2 separate regions of the Homo sapiens genome follow, and region 1 is linked to region 2. Evidence: chromatin contacts called from ENCODE Hi-C or POLR2A ChIA-PET data. All regions are on one chromosome and are shown on one strand. Each heading gives the region's core, a stretch centred on a gene start or an enhancer-like site at or near the end of the contact. The rest is flanking DNA. Distances are from core to core; before and after follow the strand shown.

Region 1 (4,510 bases), core at 1,976-4,475, 35 kb after region 2:
TCTACTGGCCACATTACATAAAATTATCTCTCGTATTTGCAACAGTTCTATAAGGCAAGTATTATCTCCATTTCTCACTCCCTGTCCACATTGCCAACCTTTGCATACTATGCATCCTGAGACTCAGGATCTGCCATCACCAAGTTCCCCTATATCTTTTGTCCCTTTTCATAAGGTCTCTTTATATCTTGCCTTAATGGAAATTTGGCTGTCCCCTTCATCTGCAGCCTCTCAAATGGAGACAATTCCTGTCCCACCTTATTCTCTTTATGTCAGACTGAAAGTGGAATAAATGTCACATTGTACTTTGAATTCAGTTATCTTCTCCCCTCCTTCAAAGCCCCTAGATCCTCTGAAATTCATGTCTCCAAACTTGACCATCTGCCATCCATATCTGCTAAACTGTCATCTACCAACTCACTCCCTTCATTCATTAATAACTTTAACACCTGTTCCTATCCCCTATTCCCATCACCATTCTTGGTGACTTTAACAACCTTGTAGAATAGGGACTCATGGAATACCTTGCCATCTGAGTTCCCTGACCTCCTCACCTCCAACAATCATTAATCTCTATTTCACCTAGGCCACACTCTCATGATTGTGTCCCTAACCCTGTCACCACCAGTTAAGGCACCACTTCCAAAATCTGTATGTCAGTACTCCCCATGCTCTGAAATCAATCCATTGACCCTACTGTTTTTACGTCTTTATAAATATACAAAAAATACATTATATATGTTCTTCTTTTTATCCTCACTTACCTTCTTGTTCTGCTTAATTCCTTTGTTCACCATTATAATTACTGCTTTGTGCATTCTGCTGTTTTTCTAACCTTTCTCTTTCTGTCAAACTCATCTGGTAAATGCACATTAAAGATTAAGTCCATATCCACGTATCTTATGACTACACCTGAGGTGCTCAAAGTTCTGGCAGAAAACACAAAGATGCTAATAAGTTTATCTTCATCACATTACTGCACACCCAAAATAGGCACTCAGCACACCTGGCAGTTTTATGACACTTCTTTAATGTGCCCACTTTGTGAAAATATTTTCTTCGCATCTTCCCTTTTGTCCTTAAGCTTTATAAATGGCTAGCTTGGCATGGATTCCCCTAAAAGCCATGCCTGAAACAAAGACTTACCTGAAGGTAGTTTTTATAAAAAGTGATCAAAGGGATCCAGAGACAGGATCCGAGGAGTGAAACAGGGGAAAGGCAAAGATGCATAAGTGAGTGGGCTGCTCCTAGGACAACAGATGGTCAATTCCATGGGACCTTCTAAAGATCCTGATAGGATGCAGCTTTTATTTATCTGCTTGGGGAGTAAAATGGTTCAGCATTTATCCATAGGATCCTGCCTTCCATTGGTCAAAGGTGGTTCTCGACACTAACTTCCTCACATCTCCAGGCTGTCCATGGGTGAGTGCCCAGTGGATTCTACAGACATTCTACACAGCAGCTTCAGAGGGGTCCTGGGGCAGACATTGCCACACTGCTGCAGAGCAAAGCTGTTTTGACACCTGTGCAGAAGTGGCCACTGTAATGGTCAGAAGAGTAGGGAGTGACACTGGGAGGATTTGAAATGGGGCACAGGAGATATCCCTTGTACCTCGCATATCTGTCATGGACCCTCTAAACCTAATCTGAGTCTTTTTCAAGGCTGCAGCCTTTACCAGGACTTAGTGTAAGAGTATGAGTGACACAAGTTCTGATTCCCCTGCCTCAGCTGATCTCAAGACCATACTTGGTATACACCACTTATTTCTACCACCCATTCTCCATTTCCCTCATCCTCGGTCAGCATTTAGTTAGTGTAAGTTGCTTGTTTTGTGCAGTGACAGAGACCCTTATCCCCAAGAGGTCTGATCCCTTACATACCCTTCCCATGCCATGGTTGTTGAATTGTGGGTCTGCCATAGTTATGAGGCAAGAGAACACTGAAAGTCACTCCTGTAGATATCCCGAGGTTCAGACATAGACCTCTCTGCCCTCACTGGCTAGCTAGCAGCAATCCAACTCCTCAAGTCAATGGAGTCTAGCACAGTGTGAGGACCACTTCGGTGCTGGCCTTGGGGAGAAGGTAAGAGAGACAGATGGACCAAAAGTTATGCATAGGAGTAGTATGGGGGCCAGAGACCTTAACAAAGAAGGGCCTATCATTTCTTGAGGACCTACTATGTGCCAGGTAGTTTGGGTGACTTGTCATTTCCACACGAGAGCGCCACCGTTATCCTCATTTTCATAAGAGGAAAATAAGTTCAGAGCAGAGAACTAACTTGTTGAGCCAGAGTCACACCCAGACTGCCCAAGGGGGTGAAGCCTACCAGGCAGGGCTCCTTTCAAGGCCCAACCTGACTAGATTTGCATGCAAAATACATAAGGAATCGTGTACCAAGACACTGCCAAGGAGTCAGATCATGACATGGCCAGCCACAGGGCACCTGCAGCCTCTCCCTCTGTCCTTCCTCCAGAACACCTCTTTGCTTCTTTTGGGTGTGAGGTGTCTTGGGCAGACCAGTAAAGTGTGATTCTTTCAAATCCATCCTGTAAACGCACCTTTCTCCTTCTTAAAGTCTCCCTGTCTTCCCAGGAGCCTCCCTATGCACCTTCAGGAACAACACCCAAGCAGGGTGCCTGTCTGCAAGGGGTGGATCCAGTCCGCGAGGCGGCGTAGCGGGCCTGGGTCTGGCCCCGGGCCAGCGAGAGCTGCGGCCGCCTGCTTTCTGTGGGAGCAGCGACAGCGCCGTAATGACAGCGCGGGCAGGGCGCGGGAAGAGTGCGGGGCGGACCCGAATTAGAAGCGCGGGCTCTCATCAGGAGATGCAGGGACCGTGGCCAAGTCCCGGGAGCGTGTCGGGCCCACTTGAAAGCACCAGGCGGCTGGGGAAGAGCAATCAGATGGAGGAGCCCTAAATCTGGAGCTGTTTAGGGTAGACAGCAGCCGCCGCAAGGGCACGCAGGCAGGCAAGGAGCCGCCGGGGCTGGCTGCAGTCGCGCGAGGGCCGCTTGGAAGGTGACGATGGATTTCAAGAGCGCCACCCGGAGGAGCCCCAGGACCTGCGGAGGGAGGGAGGCCGGCCTAGGCAGGCCTGGGCGCCGACCTCGTTTCCCGCGTGCCCTTCCCCACCTCCTTGGGTTGCCCCTGCTGCCCTTACTTTTGTGAGAGCCTCAGCGCCTGCCGCGGCCTTCTCTCCTTGAGTCGCTCTTGTTCTCTAAGGCTTGCTGGCCCCCAGGGCCATTGTTCTTCCAGACGGCGGCTGGAATAGGCTGCAGCTTCGGCATCCCTGGGGTGGTAAGAGTCAGGGCTGCTGTTGAGTGGGTGCCTCCTCTGTCCAGGCCCAGCGCTGGGAGCACCCAAGCTTTACAAAGGCAGCAGAGCAGGCTTCCCTGCGCCGGCTCTGGGCCAGACTCCCTGCCTGGACTCTGGCCACTTCTGCCACTTACTGGTTGTGAGACCATGGACAGGTCACTTAACATCTTTGTGCCTCAGTTTCCTCCTCCATAAAACAGGGATGCTGACAGTGATGACACTACTTTCCTTTCAGGGTTGAGTAGAGAGTCCTTAGAGAGGTGCAGAGCTGACTTGCGTTTTGAATCATGTCATTTACTCCTTGGAACAATGTGTGAATTGTCACATTTTATAAGGGGAAACTGAGGCTCCAAAGTGAATAGGCACTTGCCAGATGACACATCTAGCAGGAGCTGAGATCTGAAACCTACACTTTGTGACTCTAGGATCCATGCTCTTTTTGGTCTTTCAAAATCAGAAGCAGAGAAAGAGACAGAACGACAGGTAGACAGGCAGAGAGAGCCCATGCAGTGCCTGGGCTGGCCCTGGACCCTTGCCAGAAGCAGGGATTCCAAGTGGTGCTGCTTCACTTTTACTTCTACTCAGTATCCTGGGAACCAGACCAAGATCTGGAGCCAAAATTCCCACTGCAGAACGAGAGGCTCCAAATTAGATGCGTACAAAAATAGACATAGACAGGTGATCTTTCCCAGCTCTTTCTTTCTCCCCTTCCACAAACAGGGCTTAGTGATACCCTAGCCACCTACCGAGAAGCCATGGGCCCTGTGGGAGAAAGATGGGGCACTGCGGGGTTTATACTAAAACAGTAGTTGCAATCTAGTTTCAGAATCTCATCAAAGTCCTTCTCTTGCCCTTTTTAAGGCTCTGTTTCTAAACAGAAACCAAGTGGAGGAAAAGAGATTGTAGAGTTTCAGGACTTTGCAAAGGCTCCAAGCATTAGAGCATTCTCTAAGCTCTTCTCCCAGTTCTTGCCTTTCTTCTCAGTTTTCTTCTTGCAGCCCTGTGCCAAGCATTCAATTAACCACCCTGCTCCTGCCCCCATCTCAGCCAAATGGGTACCAGATGTACCATGTAGACGTCGGACAAAGTGGGATAGAAAAACTTTACTCAGACAAATTGGCAGAGAAAACACAATTAGTCAAAGCAAACAGAGCTGAAGCAGCAGGCAAGCCAAGTGTCCAGGAGCTCACCTGCAAC
Region 2 (4,277 bases), core at 30-2,529:
GGAGGTATGGGGTGCTGTGGGAGCTGAGCAAAGTGGGGGCTCTTCCAAAAAGCAGCTGGGCAGTCCTCGGGAGGAATATACATTTAAGCAGGTGGTCACAGAGGTGGCTGAGAAAGAAGCCGGAAGAGTTAAGAACAAATGAATTCAGGCTCTGCAGCTTTGCCTATGGCCAAATCTGGGTCCCAACTTAGTGTGACTGGAACCCCTTTTCCCCCTTCTGGCTGGCCCTGAGGCTTTGGGCCGTAACTCTCCAGGTACAGTGAAGCCTGCAGAACCACCTCATGTTGCCCATCCAGTGTCCTCCCATCGCTGGCCTGGCCCCAGGCCTCTGGCCAGGTGCTGGAGCTGATAGACAGCCCCAAGCCAAGGCCACCACCAGCAACACTGCCAAGGGATTTGGTCTGGGTCCATGAAGCTTGTCCTGCCACTGGGAGAGAAATGTACTCAAAATGTAGCCAAGAAGGCTTCCTTTCTCTGCTAGCAGAGGGGGCCTATGGCTCCCCACAGTCTGCATGATAAATCAGTGCAAAGACATCAGCTTCAAGGCCATAAGGGACCCTTATTATCATAGGCCAAACACAGAGTCAGTGCTGCAGGATTTATTTTCTAGTTCATAAATCTCAGTTGATTAGAGCATGTCCTCACAGCATTGCAGAGCCCTCTCCAGCAGGAGCTGTGCATAAACCTATGGCTGTGGTTCCTAGGAGTCTAGGGCCAGCAGAGAAGGTGCCACTTACCTGGCAAGCAACATACTTTTGGTTTGAATTCCAAGTGTAAAGAAATACTGAGGGAGGGAGAGGAGGTTCTACCTAAATTACCCAGAAAATGGCCTCCTCTGCTTGGCTTGAGGAGGGAAGAGTTGCCCTTTGGGGCTTTGTGCCACCCACCAACAAAAACTAGAAATTTTTCCTGGGCTCCAGACCCCCACCTGAGCTTTGATCAGGTGTGAATGGGTCCAAGAACTTCCTGAAATTATTTGGGATGTGTCTGCCTCATGTGTATTGTGTCTGTACCAATGAGAATCCCTCTTGGGAACCTTATTAGTCCCCTGTTGGTCTCTACTGGGACCTTATAAGGCCCGTAGCTTTCTTATATCTTGGGAGAATCATGATCCAAAAATAGTTACTAACTTGTGCTCCAGGAAGATAAACCTCCTCCATTCTTCCTTTCTGAGAAGCAGAACCCTATGCTCCCAGACAGCCATGAGCTGCTTTTGCCTGCCTGGAACATTAACTGCAGGCAGGTTCTATGGCATGACTCCCAAATTGGTGTTTAGCTTTTCAGAAATTGGCAGCATTTTCTCCCTGACTCTTGCAAGGACACTTGACCTCACCCTTCCTGGCCTTTCTTCCTCATAAAGCCAGCTTCTAAAAGAGTGGAAACAGATACTCGGTTACCCCCTGAGGTAGGGGCCTTCTGGGGACAGAGTGCAACCTAGAAGGAGGCTCAGGAGGCTCTTTGCATTCTGAGGCCTGGGAATTGGAGGAGACGCTGCCTAGCCTCAGGAAAAGAATGTAACAGCTTGCACAGAGCTGAGTGTGCTACATAATCCTGTCTTAAAAGAATGAATACCTCCTGGAGGTAAACAAGAACTATCAGAAGGCCTCAGAGCAGCCGCAGCCACCCTAGCCAGAAAAGACATGACAGCCGCAGAATTGTAAAGAGCTAGCTGAGAGCAGCACAGGATGCGTCCAGATGCAAAATATTTCCAGCGCAAAAAAAAAAAAAAAAAAAGCCAATGTCAGAAGCCATGGGGATTCAGGCAACAGAAGTGCCTCTCCTCCTGTCTCCCTCCTGAAGAGGTGTCCCAGGGGTCCTTGAAAACTGGCAGTGCTCACTGAAGAGGCAGGGAGGGCTGAATGCCTTGCTCCAATTAAAGCCTAAGGACCAACCCCGCAGAGTCCCAGCTGTGCTGCTGCTCCACTTGGGAAGGCAAACCTGGACAAGCTCCGCCATTCAGGAAAGCTTCAGGCCTACATTGTTCTCGTGGAGCTCGTGTGTAATAGGAAACGCTGTGGCGTCCAGATCCACTCTTCTCAGCAGCTCAGTGCATCTTCGCTGCTGTCATCTGCTTCTTCAGAGGGAGAGGGGAGTGTGTGGAAAACCATGCTGCCCAACAGTCCCCGGTCTCTTTTTAACGGTGTGCTCTGTTCCCAGTTCTGTTTCTAAAGGGGTTGGGGTGGGGCAGCAGAGGGCACCTCCCACCCAGGAGGCCGCTTTTTTCTTCCCTGAAGTCCACTATGAGCTCCAGCAGGTATCAGAAGGGACTGGAGCAGGCAAGTGGGAACTGAAGCAAATGGACAGCAACTTCATGAGAGGATGCACATCCAATGTCTTCAGGTCGGCTGACCTTTCAAGAGAAGCAGGAAATCTGTGTTTGTAAGTGAAATGTTCCATTTATAATGGTTGGCTCAGGTTTTAAAAGAGTAGTTTTGTAGGCAGGGGTCTCCTTTGTGCTCCCTCTGCTCTGTAGGGAGATGCTCCTCCAGGCCCTGGTACAGTGACACCTGCAGAACCACCTCATGTGGTTCTGCACACCCCAGCACACCCCAGCTAGTTCCACTACCTCCTTGCCCATACTAGCAATGCCCGGGAGCCTCACCGGGCACAACCACGTAGAGCAGCCAGCTCCAGAGAGCCTTGAGGCTGAAGAAGAGATTTGCTCTTTCTGCAATATGTAGAATCCACAGAGCCACAGATCCACAGATGTGAGCAATAATTTTGGCCCCTCCATAATCACAGTTTCTGGTCAAGAACAAGTTCCCATATCCTTGTCAGCTGCAGAATCTGAAACAAGACGTGGTAAAATGACACCCACTTTTGCCTCATGTGGCCATGATGGAAGAATGATAGCCCTTAAGCAATCCGAGCTCCTCTCAAAATAAATAGTCATGACAGCTTCATCACTGCATGCTGAAATAATAGGTATTGGCCTTATTACAAAACCTCAGTATTCTCATGGCATCATACTCTGGCCATATCTCTGTGAAGTACCAGAGACATCCACTGTTTTCCTCATTTCATTGTATGGACTGAAACTGAGGAAGGAAAAGTTTGAAACTGCTCAGAGCCCCCACCTGCCTTCAGGCTTAGGATTTGTATCTTGGGGGTCTCATCTTAATATCACTTCACGCTGCCCCCTCTATCCCCCCAGACTCTGCAGACATTCTTTTTCTGTCCTGTGGCAAAATGAGACTTTCTTTTCTCCTCTTCTCCTTCTTTCCTTCTTCTATTCATCCCTTCACAGGAAGTTAGAGCAAATATTCAAAGCCTTCATTATCATAGTAGCCTTTTAAAGTTTTGCCCCTGAGAGGGAGTCAATATCCTTAAGGCTGTTTTGCTAGCAGATGACTTATTGTGAATAAGCGGAGCCCAAATCCTCTTACAGCAACATACTCAGCATCTCCCTGGTGTGATACCTGGATACTCATGCCCCTCCACAATTCTTGGGGCCCCATGAATACTCATAAATGGTGAATGGACAAACTTGCTTTCTGGCAATGGACCAACCACACCTACATCTCCTTCTAAGTATTACAAAGACAATCAAAGAATTACCCACTTTTATATGATTCTTTATGAAGCATATGCAATGTGGAGCTGAATCAGATACCATTAGGAAGATCCTTTTAATCTCCCTTCAAATATCTTGCTCTCTGATTTACTAGGGTGTTGTACATGTTCTGCCGGAAAAAAAAAAGGTAAAAAAATTCATCATTGCTAGTTACCTTCTATATTGTTATGCATTCCAGCTTTGCTTTGGAGTACAGAAATATTGTTCATGGCCTTTCTTTCTCAACCAGTGAATTAGCCAGTCAGGTTAACAACTGATCATCTTGGCCTCAATCTCTAAAGGACATTTAGGAATATTAAAAATACTGTCCTTGCAAATATTACTGCAAGATTTGAGATTGATCATACAACATAGTGACTATAGTTAATCATGATGTATTGTACGCTTGAAAATAGCCAAGACAGTAGATTTGAGGTGTTCTCACTACAAAAGAAATGTTAAATATGTGACATAATGCATATACTATTTAGCTCAATTTAGCTGTTCTACAATGTATACATATTTTAAAACACCATATTGCATACCATAAATATATACAATTTTGTCAATTAAAAAATAAATAAAATGCAAAAAAAAACCTTGGGTCCTTCTTCAATCAATGAAAAAATACATATGAATGAACAAATTATATAAAATAATATTTAGCCAAACTGCTAAAATATGTGATAGAGACAGCAAATTTTCCAGGAGCTCAAAGGGCAAA

Evidence for each region. A loop is a pair of places that touch in the nucleus more often than their neighbours do. ChIA-PET counts read pairs that join two places held with the same protein, here RNA polymerase II (POLR2A). Pooled maps may share reads with other maps.
Region 1: a map of prostate gland shows a loop between it and region 2 (4-fold over the local background). The contact joins two enhancer-like sites. A Hi-C loop is called at or near these places in 3 of 168 maps with a recorded cell type or tissue (dorsolateral prefrontal cortex, prostate gland and psoas muscle) and 2 of 50 pooled maps. POLR2A ChIA-PET finds 5 or more read pairs at or near these places in 2 of 52 experiments (AG04450 and MCF 10A).

The regions. Positions count from the first base shown.
Region 1 is chr5:116,360,045-116,364,554 of GRCh38, reverse strand. No RefSeq gene overlaps it. Among named protein-coding and RNA genes, the nearest start is that of SEMA6A-AS1, 85 kb to the left of the region's middle. RefSeq lists an enhancer at 3,051-3,847. Within about 2 kb of position 3,225, at least 8 of the 41 ENCODE cell types and tissues checked have a DNase peak (open chromatin) inside an H3K27ac peak, as active enhancers do; they include psoas muscle, where a contact is called at or near this core.
Region 2 is chr5:116,392,978-116,397,254 of GRCh38, reverse strand. No RefSeq gene overlaps it. Among named protein-coding and RNA genes, the nearest start is that of SEMA6A-AS1, 52 kb to the left of the region's middle. Within about 2 kb of position 1,279, at least 5 of the 41 ENCODE cell types and tissues checked have a DNase peak (open chromatin) inside an H3K27ac peak, as active enhancers do; they include psoas muscle, where a contact is called at or near this core.